Regions from separate parts of the Homo sapiens genome. Here region 2 is linked to region 1. A link is a contact called in ENCODE Hi-C data. All regions are on one chromosome and are shown on one strand. The core of a region is the stretch at or near the end of the contact, and the rest is flanking DNA. Distances in the headings are between cores, read along the strand shown. Region 1 overlaps LINC01619 (long intergenic non-protein coding RNA 1619). Region 2 overlaps LOC105369905 (a long non-coding RNA gene).

Region 1 (5,993 bases), core at 1,010-3,509:
AGAGTCAAAAGGAAGAGTCTTAAGAGATGAGTCGCTGAACATCATACTATTGTAAGCCTGAAGGGGTGGTTTGGTTTAGGCAGCCCAGTAACCCTGGAAAAGACTTGCAGACAAACTGTTGTCTGTGTACCAAGATCTTCCTATCCTAGTGTGGGAACATTAGTCTCTATGTGACTCAGCAACTTTTTGCTCCTACTGTGCACTCCACCCTTGTTATTCCTTCTTGTGAAGATATCTTGGGACTTTGCCCAACTGACTCCGTGCTCACACTTCATTGTTTTGTCCTCTCTTCTTTCTCATTCAGGAGCTCTCTTGGGAATAGAAGATTTCATGTGGGATGAAGAGAAACACAAATGTAATAGAAAAACAAAACTGGGAAAGGAAAAAAATGTTTTTGAGTGAAACTATGAAGTGACTATAGGTTGATTCATCAGTAGAAACATATGGAAACACTTATCTCAAAATTCAGTAGTTATGAAACTTGAAACCCGCTTCAATATTTTATTCAGAGTTATGTATTTGACCTTCAGGAATTCCATGTTAAGTTTCTGCTCAAAGACCAAGGAAACATCTAATTGATTGATCAAAAGGTTCATAATTAGATCCATTTTTTTCCTGAATCCATATTGGAGAAACAAGAAATAGATGACCTAAAAAAAATCCTTGAGTGGATGTCTCACCAGCCAGGAAAATTCCAAATAAAGTTTGCTTTGTGTCCAAGGGCTGAAATGAGGTGACTGTAATAGAAGTGATAGCAGGGAGCAGGTTGCTATTCTGACCTTGGTCTGCTCAGACTGCTGTAAGCATGGCCATCATTATACAGAAGGTCCAGTCACATCACGTGGGCAGAAACTAGACATTAACTTCAAGTTTTCTTTCCAGTTTTTATTTCTAATATGCCATTCTTCTCCTGGTATAATGACATAATAGCACATGAATGGACTTTACTTGGCAAACCAATGATTCCAAAAATTATTTTCAAAAGTTACACAGTAACCATAACCACAGTGTTCCATCACCAGGACAATATAACTTCAAGTCTCTTTGGCAACTCCATGAGGGGAGGGGGAGGATGAAGGAGTAATCACCTTGTTCTGCAGTTTCCTAGTCAGGCACCTAATATTCTCATTCTACTCAGTCTGTCTGTCTCTCATTCTCTCTCTCTCTCTCTCTCTCTGTCTCCTCTCTCCTCTTCCTCTCTGATCAAATGAGTTACTCTTGCCTCCTCTAAGGTCTTTAGATTCTGTTGCGATCAGAAAACAGGCTTTGGAATCTCTGCTTCAGTACCTTCATCTGAATATTAAAAAAAGGAGCAAAGTACCAACTGTCAGCCTATGTTTATAAAGCAAACTATCTGAGAAAATAATAGAAGTTTATTGACATAGACAAAACAGGCTACATATAGTGGCTCTGATATATTAAATATTTTTATAGTGTACTCATATTTAAACATAGTCAACCAAAAGCCAAAGGTCTTATTAATTAAGCAAAAATCAGAAAGCATATTATTAAATTTTAGTGTGACAAACACCATAACACAGGAAGGTACCACAGGGATGAGATTCAGAGGATTAATTGGGCAAAGAGATCTAGAAATAAACTTTATTTATTTATTTATTTATTTATTTATTTTGAGATGGAGGCTTGCTCTGTCGCCCAGGCTGGAGTGCAGTGGCGCGATCTTGTCTCACTGCAACATCTGCCTCTCAGGTTCAAGCAATTCTCCTGCCTCGGCCTCCCGAGTAGCTGGGACTACAGGCGTGAACCACCACATCTGGCTAATTTTTGTATTTTTAATAGGGACAGGGTTTCACCATGTTGGCCAAGCTGGTCTCGAACTCCTGACCTCGTGATCTGCCCCCCTCAGCCTCCCAAAGTGCTGGGATTACAGGCGTGAGTCACCGTGCCCAGCAGAAACAAACTTCTTTATGGAAATAAAATTGAAAAGAGAACATTGCCAAATAAAAAATGTTTGCACCACACACTTGTTACAAACAGCCAAGATGTTATTCAAGACTATTGCAAAAGAGGAGAGGGATTGAACTCAACTCCTAATTATTGCAAAGACAGCTGGAGATTTATACCCAATGAGGAGAGTGAGGAGGTCAGTGGATCAACAATTGGTAAGGATGAGAGATTCTTGAAGGACTTAGCAGGATTATTTGCAAAAATGGGGCTCAACAGGCCAAATTAGAAGCCTAGACGAGAAGAAGTTTCAAAGGACCCTGACTAAAGTTGGCACAGAAGAGAGTCTTTGTCACTGTGCAGGTGATGGATAGAAACAGAAACTAAAAGCCACTGTACTACACAAAGTTGGAGAAAATTCTCTTTGTGGTTTATTGAGTTTAGGGAGATAAAAAGCACCCTGGTGAAAGGAACCTGCCCACCACATAGCCTGGGGCCTCCTAGAGTATTTAGAATGGAGCATGACATTCTAAGGACATCGGGAAGTGTTTACTGAGAAACCTGAGTGAAAGTATGTCTGAGTCACATGCGACAGCAATCATGAAGTCAGGAATTTATGGAACTCTTAGTTCATCCACTCAACATTCACTCAGCAAGTATTTATGGAGAGCCCAAACGTATTTATGGAGAGCCTATTATGTTGCAAGCACTGTCTTAGGTGCTTAAGATATAGCAATGAAAATAACAGAAAGAAAATTGTTCTCAGGGAGCACATATTCATATGGGAGGGAAGAGACAATTTTAAAACACAACAAATAAATAAAACAGGCAGTTAAATGAATGACATGGAGAGAAATTGGTAGCGTGGGGGTGTGGTGTAATTTAAATAGGGTGGTGAGATCTCAGTAAGAAGGTCACATCTGCATAAAGACCTAAATGAAATTAAGGAGTGAACCCAGTGGATATTGAGGGAAGACGTTAATAGAAGCAGTTGGCTGCTTTGTGAACGAATCACTGAGTTAGGGTATAGGCTGTGACTAACTGCCCATCTTCCTTTCTTCCTTCCCTGGCTCTCTTCTACTCATCCCTCAGGTTTTGACTTAAAAACTTCTCCTTTGGAAGCATTCTCTGTTTTCTTCTTGTCTAGATTATGAACACTTTTCTGTATCCCCACAGCATTCTACTTCCTCTATCAAAATAGTTATCACACTTCATCATATACATTTCTTTCCATATTACTCTATAAAGACTAAGAAAACCTTCTTGTGCCACTCAAAATTATGTCTCTGATATCCAGCACAAAGCAGGAGGCAGAATTACGTTGGGAATCAGACTATCTGGGATTTATATAGTGGCTGTAACACTTTCTTAATACGTGCCTGTGGGCAAGTTACTTGGCCTTTCTGTGCCTCAGTTTCCTCATTTTTAACAATGGGAGTACAGATCTAGCAAGTGCCTGACACAGCGTAGATGCTTGATATAGGAATCTAACAATTGCTACTTCCTCCAGAAACATTTCAGTCCACAGGGAGCATTGCTTTCTGTGAAGTTCAAAGAAAGTGTGGCCCAGTGAAATGAACATGAGTTTTAGATTCAGATAAAGCTGAGTCAGTTTGAATACTCATATCCAATATTTTGTAATTATATAAATGGGTATAAAAATCTTTATTTCAACAGTTTGTTGAGGATTAAAAAGAGACAACACACACAGGGGCCTAGCATACAGCAGGTACTCAACAGACGCTTATTCTGCCATCATCATTACTCATATTTATCTGTTATTATCCTTCATTTGCACTTCACTGTCTGATATCTTATAAGCATCTCTTGTGGAGTCATTTAACTTTTCCTTAGGCCCAAACTCTGGCTTCCCCAGTAGAGTGTAAGTTATTTGGGGTAGAACTATATGTTTCACTTCTCAGAGATTCTCATAATGCCTTGCACAAGACCATTCCCAGAGTAGGCACTCAATATGAATTGAATGAATAATAAATAGGAGAAAGAGAGCGAGAAAGAGAGGAAGAGAGGTTTTGATAAGTCAAGGGTTGTATGAAGAATAGACCTAGGAATGGTTCATGGAAATCAATGTAAATGACTCTTGCAAATGAGCAGACTGAAATATATTTAGAGCTCCCTTAGGGGAAAAAATTTCATTTCCATTCCTAGGATAGATATTTATCTGTTCAGAATCATTCAGATATAGTCCTGCCTGAAGAAAGAGGTAACCTCTCAAATTCTTTCTTGACCTATTATATATATTCTCTCTCTCTCTCTCCCTATTTCTGTGTGTGTATGAGTGTTTTTAAAATCAATGTATCAATAATTTTAGACAGAGAGAAGACAACATGATTGTCTGAATGAGATGCATATTTTTCCACAGGGTACAAATAAAATATTCCAAGAGATAACACAGTTAGATTTCAAAGTATTACTAAGAAGAACTAGCTATGTTTTTATTAGTTGAAAGAATCTCACTGCAAATAAACCAATCTGCTATTTTAATGCTAAACAGAAAAACTTTGAATTATGCAAAAAAATAATGCACAGCTTCTGATGATTATAAAATGCATTACTAAAGGCTATGATGCATCATTTATAGGCTACTATTGGAAATCTGAGCTCTGAGAGATGATTAGTTTAAATAACTGAAAGGGAAAGTGACTTGGCATATGAGGAAAGATAACTATTTCACAAAATAAGCCCACCAAATTTGAGACAATGAATTAAACAACTTACAAATCTGCTCAACAAAAGCATAGGTAAAAAGAAAGATCTATGAATCCTTTTATCAATTGCTTCTTAAGTATTTATTTATTTTTAATTAATTTAATTTTGTCACTCTGTCTTCCAGGCTGAGTGCAGTGGTGTGATCATAGCTCACTGCAGCCTCAGCCTCCTGGGTTCAAGCGATCCTCCCACCTCAGCCTCCCGAGTAGAGGGACTACAGGCACGTACCACCACACCCAGCTAATTTTTTATTTTTTATAGGCGAGGTCTCTCTATGTTGCCCAGGTTTGTCTCCAACTCCTGGACTCAAGCAATTCCCCTGCCTCGGCCTCCCAAAGTGCTGGGATTACAGGCGTAAGCCACCGTGCTTGGCATCTCCTTAAATATTTAAATACAGTGGTGTCTCTCACTCTCAGAACCAAGGACTGTTGGAATATCCAGAGACATCGTTTCAGAGGTCATGAATTTTGTAAATTTTTTTATTTTTATTTTTGCATGTTAACAATATATTTTTTAAATCTTGTATAGTTTAACAACAAAACTGTATTAGTTTTCTATTACTGCTATAACAAAGTACCACAAACTTAGTGGGTTAAAACAACAAAATTTGTTATCTTACAGTTCTGGAAGTCAGACACCTGACACAGTTTTCATTGGACTAAAATCAAGGTGTCAGCTAGCCTGGGCTTTTTCTGGAGGCTCTAGAGGAGAAACCATTCTTGCCTTTGCAGCTTCTAGAGGGTAGCCGCATTCCTTGGCCTGCAGCCTTCTTCTTCCTTCTTCAAAGCCAGTGATGAAGCACGTGTCTGAGTCTGCTACCATCGTCACATCTCTTTCTCTGACTAAAGACTGGAAAGATTCTCCAAGTATAAGAATTCAGATTATTAGATTGGGGCCACCTGAATAATCTCCCTGTTTCAAGATCCTTAAACATAGTCACTTCTGCAAAGTTCCATTTGCCATGTAAGGCAACATGTTTATAGATTAGAATATAGATGTCTTTGGGGAGCCATTATTGTGCAAAACACAAGAACTCTTACCACTTACAATTGGAACAAAAAAGCAGTTTCTTAGAATAATACTTTAGCTTTATAAATCAGCATTTTTCAAATTGGAGTCAGTAGACATGCGATCTTGAATACCTATGATATTTTTAAGATGTTTCTTTATTTGAGGAACACAGACATTTAGTTTTTTCTATTAGTTCTAGACCTGTTGTCTAATCAGAGATAAGATTCCTATAGGAAACAGTTAATTTTTTTCAGCTCTATCACCAAAGACCTCATCTGATAGGGATGCCATCTTGCAAATATATACTTTGGGTTCAAGAGGGTCTATGGTAAAGGGTACATAGCATTATA
Region 2 (5,993 bases), core at 2,228-4,727, 490 kb after region 1:
ACTGAGATTTAAAAGGTTTGATTTTAAAAATATGATTGCCAACATAAAAAAGAGAAATACATTTTAAAAACTCAGAAAAGTCTCCCAGAAGATGAAATAAAAATAGACAAAAAGATCAAACCAGTCATGAAGTCTTTGCCCATGCCTATGTCCTGAATGAAAAGCAATGGCAACAAAAGCCAAAATTGACAAATGGGATCTAATTAAAGAGCTTCTGCACAGCAAAAGAAACTATCATCAGAGTGAACAAGCAACCTACAGAATGGGAGAAAATTTTTGCAATCTTTCCATCTGACAAAGGGCTAATATCCAGAATCTACAAAGAACTTAAACAAATTTCAAAAAAAAAAAAATCAAAAAGTGGGTGAAGGATGTAAACAGACACTTCTCAAAAGGATATTAAGGTGGCCAACAAATATATGAAAAAAAGCTCATCATCACTGGTCACTGGATAAATGCAAATCAAAACCACAATGAAATACCATCTCACAACAGTTAGAATGGCGATCATTAAAAAGTCAGGAAACAACAGATGGTAGAGAGGATGAGGAGAAATAGGAACGCTTTTACACTGTTGGTGGAAGTGTAAATTAGTTCAACCATTGTGGAAGACAGTGTGGCGATTCCTCAAGGATCTAGAACTAGAAATACCATTTGACCCAGCAATCCCATTACTGGGTATATATCCAAAGGATTATAAATTATTCTATTAAGACACATGCACACATATGTTTATTGAGGCACTATTCACAATAGCAAAGACTTGGAACCAACCCAAATGCCCATCAATGATAGACTGGATAAAGAAAATGTTTCACATATGCACCATGGAATACTATGCAGCCATAAAAAACGATGAGTTCATGTCCTCTACAGGGACATGGATGAAGCTGGAAACCATCATTCTCAGCAAACTAACACGGGAACAGAAAACCAAATACCACATGTTCTCATTCATAAGTGGGAGGTGAACAATGAGAACACATGGACATAGGGTGGGGAACATCACACACCAGAGCCTGTCGGGGGGTGGGGGTCTGGGGGAGGGATAGCATTAGGAGAAATACCTAATGTAGAGGACACGTTGATGGGTGCAGCCAACCGCCATGGCATGTGTATACCTATGTAACAAACCTGCACGTTCTGCCCGTGTATCCTAGAACTTAAAATATTTTTTAAAAAATAGATAATATTGGTTACTATTTTACTGTTAAAGATCAAACCAGGAAGACTAACAGATAATTAGTAGGAATTATGAAAAATAAGTAACAAAACGGGAGGAAAGCAAATTGCTAATTTGAATGATAAAAGAGATTCTGTTCAATTGAAAGCCTTAAGATTTCAGATGGGAAGAGCCCACCAGTGGCTGTAAAATGACTTCTACCACGTGATCACGGCTCAAAGGAAAAAGCAGAAAGGAAAAGCAGATCATATCATCTGCAAAAGAATGAGAATCAAGCTGGCATTAAATTTCACATTAGCAATACTAAATGCTCAGGAAAAAGGAATAATGCCTTTAAAATTCTGAGGAAAACATATTTTTAAACTATATTCTCTATACCTAATTAAATTACTATACAGGTGTGAACATAGATCACATTTGCATGTACTGATTTTCACACATTCAAAGAATCAGAAAAGCTGCATCTCACATACAGTTTCTTAGGAATTGTGTTGAGTGTGTCTTTCAATAAAAGGCTGGAGTTCCACAAATGAGGAAAGCAGCCCAACAAAGAAGAGACAGTTGTATAGGAGGCCTAGACAACAAGTACAGACAAGAGTAACAGGATGAAGCACTCTTCCCTGAAGTAGCTTCAGAAGAAGGAAGTTTCTGGAAAAATTTTAACCAAATCTCTGATGCAATGGACAAAAAAGTTGGGCACGTAATAAAGGCAAATAGTACTTTTAAAAAGCCAGTTAGCAACTTCAGAAAAATTAAAAGCTGTACAAGACAGGAAATATAACAGCACACTTCTTGACACTGTGATAAACAATACTGTTTTGAGTCCCCGTGTAAACACTATTCATTGATTTACAAAGTTACAGACAAAGATGATGGAATTACAATTAGAGAGCAGAAGGCAAATCTTACTAATCTCAACATCATGTAGGAACAGCAAAAACGGAGGGAAGCAAATTGTTAATGTGAATGATAGAGGAGAGTTTGTATAGCTGAAATACAAGATTTCAGATCAGAAGAGCTCGCCAGTGGCTGTAAGAAGACTTCCATCTAGGATCATGACTTCAAGAAAAAAGCAGAAAGGAAAAGCAGGTTATCTGCCAAAGAATGAGGATCAAGCTGGCATTAAATTTCACATCAGCAATACTAGATGCTCAAGAAAAAGGAAGAATGCCTTTTTATTGGGAGATGGAAGTGGAAGAAAAGGACTGAAAAGATGAGGACTCACAATAAATTGCTTACTGTTAAAGGAACAAATGTTTTCCTTACATAACCAATAAAGGTCTAAAATAGAAATATGACTAACGGGAGATATTGAGTGACTTAAGTTACATTCTCATCTGTCAGTGTAGGAAAACAAATATCATATATAAAACTAATAACTCAAGAGTTATCAATGTAAGCATATTATTCAGAGATAGAGAGGTTACTAACCAAAAAATGCTATAAAAATTAAAAGTTACATGTGTGGAGAGACATTGAGGATAAGAGGAGTGGGACAGGAATGATTACTCTTCAGCTGGAGTGCTTTTGTCTTTTGTTATTGTTGTTATATGGAATTTTCTCTTTTTGATAAAATTTTTAAATGGTTAATATAAAAACTCAAGTATACAAATGTTACTAAGACATGTGCAATCCACTATTAGACACAGTTGATCAAATTTATGTAAAACTTAAGCGACAAAGTATTCTTCTACAATATATTTAATGCTGAACATGATTTCAGGACAGGGAGATGCTCACTTTATTTTGATAAACAGCCATTAATTCTCTAATGTTCAAACCCAACAAGATGTAGAGTGTTCTCCAGTATCGCCTTCCATTTGGAGACATCTGTGCTCATTGATCTACAAAGGGCAGGGAATGCCTGATTATTTTATTATGTCATTTGCTACTACAGGAATTATTCATGATCATTTACCAGCAAGCTGAGAACACGTGGGGCTGATATCTTGATTCAGAACACCAAGCCTAAAAGGGATACAAGTACTTAGTAAATTTAGAAGCCGATTCCACTCTACCACCAGCACCCCCTTCATCTTACCTTTAAACACATGCATTTATCACCATCTACCTTTAAACACATGCATTTATCACCAGAAACTGTATGTGCATTTTGCAAAGAATGTCCTTTTGTGCAGCAGAGAACAAAGGGATTTTTCTGCAAAACGATACTGAAACCTGATCACTGATGCATACTCTCTTGCCAGCATCTTGCCTATTGAATATCATCCCAGCCTATTATTCCCATATTGTTCTCTTTGGAAAACAAAAAGATGAGGAGTCCATTTAAAGTGCTCAAACAGCACCCTCTGCTGGTTGAGTTTAAGCTGAAGATTTGATGTGTAGCAGGGCTTAGTGACACATGGCAGAAAGAAGAAAAGAAAGCAAGGGAAAAACTGTAGACCAGGATGCATAAGGCAAACATAAATAGAACTCCATCAGTAATTTTGGTTACATATAAGGAAACGGATATTTTAGGCATCATAGCACATATATAGTGCAAAGACACTGTATTAATTCCTAATAGAATACTCCGTTCTTACAAAAAGAATATATTGAGCGACTTTGCATATTACCTTCAAGTTCTTTACTTTACAAAATAATTCACAAATTCCCCCAGTGAGTTCCTCTAGTGCTCTGAATATGTGGCATGACTTACACTCTATCTTTGGGTAACATATTAACTGTGCAAAACTAACTGCAAACTGTTTCTTAGGTCACAGACCAGGGCTCTTCATGATACCAGAGATACCTGCACTTACGTGACGTGTTTTTAAGTGTTTAGGAAACATTCAAAATTAATTTTTAATGTCTTGCTAATATGTAAGAAACAAGGGTTTGGAGATGGCAAGATTAATTTCTCCAACAAAGAAAAAAATGAGTAGCATATGTTCTCCAGGGCAGGGGATCTGGAGATCTGTTTTGCTTAATATAGTATAAATTCTTAATATATTGAGTAGCAATTAAAAACAAGTGCAGTCTTACATTTTAGAAGAGTGGAGCTAGGATTTTTTTATATCTTTGACTAAAAATCAATTAGATATTCAGCTCTCCCTGCTTGCCCAGGGAGTGGAGTTCACTTCCCATTCTCACTAAGCGTTGGTAGCAGAGAAAACAGTCAACAGATTTTAGACAGTTACATAGTGAGACACCCTACGGGCCTTTATTCTGTTTCCTCCAAAGTAAGAGCAGGGGAAATTTAAATGTCCACAGTCACCAAGCCATAAAGTACATGAACGGCACACACTGAGTTTGAGGAAAAGCACGTGATCCTCTTGGTCTATCTTTAATTTTTGGTGGAGACAACAATATCAAGAAACAATTATCCACTATAAGAAAAGCAACAGTGCAAATATGATGATAAACGATAACTGAAGCCTTGCTTTGATGTTAGGGAGAAAATTAGGAGTAGGAAGACTGATGAAATGGAGAGTGTGTGCCTCACTTAAACTGGCCAGATACCGCCAGATGCGGTAGCTCATGTCTGTAATCCCAGCAATTTGGGAGGCTGAGGTGGGCGGATCACTTGAGGTCAGGAGATCAAGACTATCTTGGCTAACACGGTGAAACCTCATCTCTACTAAAAATACAAAAAATTAGCTGGGCGTGGTGGCATATGCCTGTAGTCTCAGCTACTCAAGAGGCTGAGGCAGGAGAATCGCTTGAACCCGAGAGGCAGAGGTTGCAGTGAGCCGAGATCACGCCACTGTACTCCAGCCTGGCAACAGAGTGAGACTCCGTCGCAAAACCAAAACAAACAACCAAAAAAACTGGCCAGATACTTAGCACTTGTCATTGCAGCCATGAAGCCCACAGGGACCAGGGTTGCCACATCATTTGATGATTCAAGAGGAGCTTGAAATCAGAATATTTACTCTTTGGGGCTCAAATCTTCACAAAAGAGTCTGTGAGCCAAAACAGAAAAATATTTACAAACTAAATTTATCCCATGGGCCAGCAGTGTCCAACTACCACAGACTCAAAGTTCTTTCCTTCTGCCTCAGGGCCTTTGTACATGCTCATCATTCTTCCAGTAATTTTCTTCTCTCATTCCCCCTGCCTTCCTCCTAGTTAACTACACTCATCCCTCTGATATTGACTCAATTGCCACTGCCTCCAGGAAGTCTTTTCTGATCGCTAGATTAGGTTAGGCCTCCTTGTGATATGATCTCCCACTTTTCTGCATCTTTTCATCATAGCACATAGCACAGTTTGTAATTATATGTTTATTTGTATAATTTGAATTTTTTTCTCCTCCACCATGAGGTCAGAGGCCATGTCTCTGTTGTTCAGCAGCACATTGCCTATAATAAAGGAGGTATTGGTAAATAATTGCTAAATGAATGGTTAATAACTTTAAAGTAGCTCTTCATAGTCATAGCTGGAGCTATTCGTCTGTGATTAATATCACAGGAACCCTTAGATTTGGGCATGAAGGTGGGAAGGTCTGGGTTTGAATCTTAAACAGCCTACTTACTGTCTGAGTAAGTTGCTGACCCTCCCAGAATTTGTCTCCTCATCTAAAAAAAATGGACCTCAGATTTGTGCTGAGGACATACCTAAATACTTTTACAGTACTAACACCTAGTAGTTGTTCAATAAATGCTAATTATTATTATTATCATTACCTTTAATATTAATAGTCTACTCACATTGACTTGCCCACATCCCATCTGGTCCCAGTGGTGAGAGTTTGACAGATCTGAAATAATAGTCCCATTTCCATGCTTTTGACCTCAGAAGAGCATTCTCCCAACTAATAACTAGACACAAATATCTGGACTCTACTCTGTATTCAGGAAATCAGGCC

Evidence for each region. Hi-C counts contacts between places; a loop is a spot of excess contacts on that map. Pooled maps may share reads with other maps.
Region 2: a map of PC-9 shows a loop between it and region 1 (15-fold over the local background). The contact joins two enhancer-like sites. A Hi-C loop is called at or near these places in 2 of 168 maps with a recorded cell type or tissue (PC-3 and PC-9) and 8 of 50 pooled maps.

Annotation. Positions count from the first base shown.
Region 1 is chr12:92,078,197-92,084,189 of GRCh38, forward strand. All of the region lies in intron 1 of LINC01619 (long intergenic non-protein coding RNA 1619), which reads right to left. Among named protein-coding and RNA genes, the nearest start is that of LINC01619, 62 kb to the right of the region's middle. RefSeq lists enhancers at 1-688, 37-331. Within about 2 kb of position 2,260, at least 10 of the 41 ENCODE cell types and tissues checked have a DNase peak (open chromatin) inside an H3K27ac peak, as active enhancers do.
Region 2 is chr12:92,567,059-92,573,051 of GRCh38, forward strand. All of the region lies in intron 1 of LOC105369905 (a long non-coding RNA gene), which reads left to right. Among named protein-coding and RNA genes, the nearest start is that of LINC02397, 100 kb to the left of the region's middle. RefSeq lists an enhancer at 3,464-3,593. Within about 2 kb of position 3,478, at least 5 of the 41 ENCODE cell types and tissues checked have a DNase peak (open chromatin) inside an H3K27ac peak, as active enhancers do.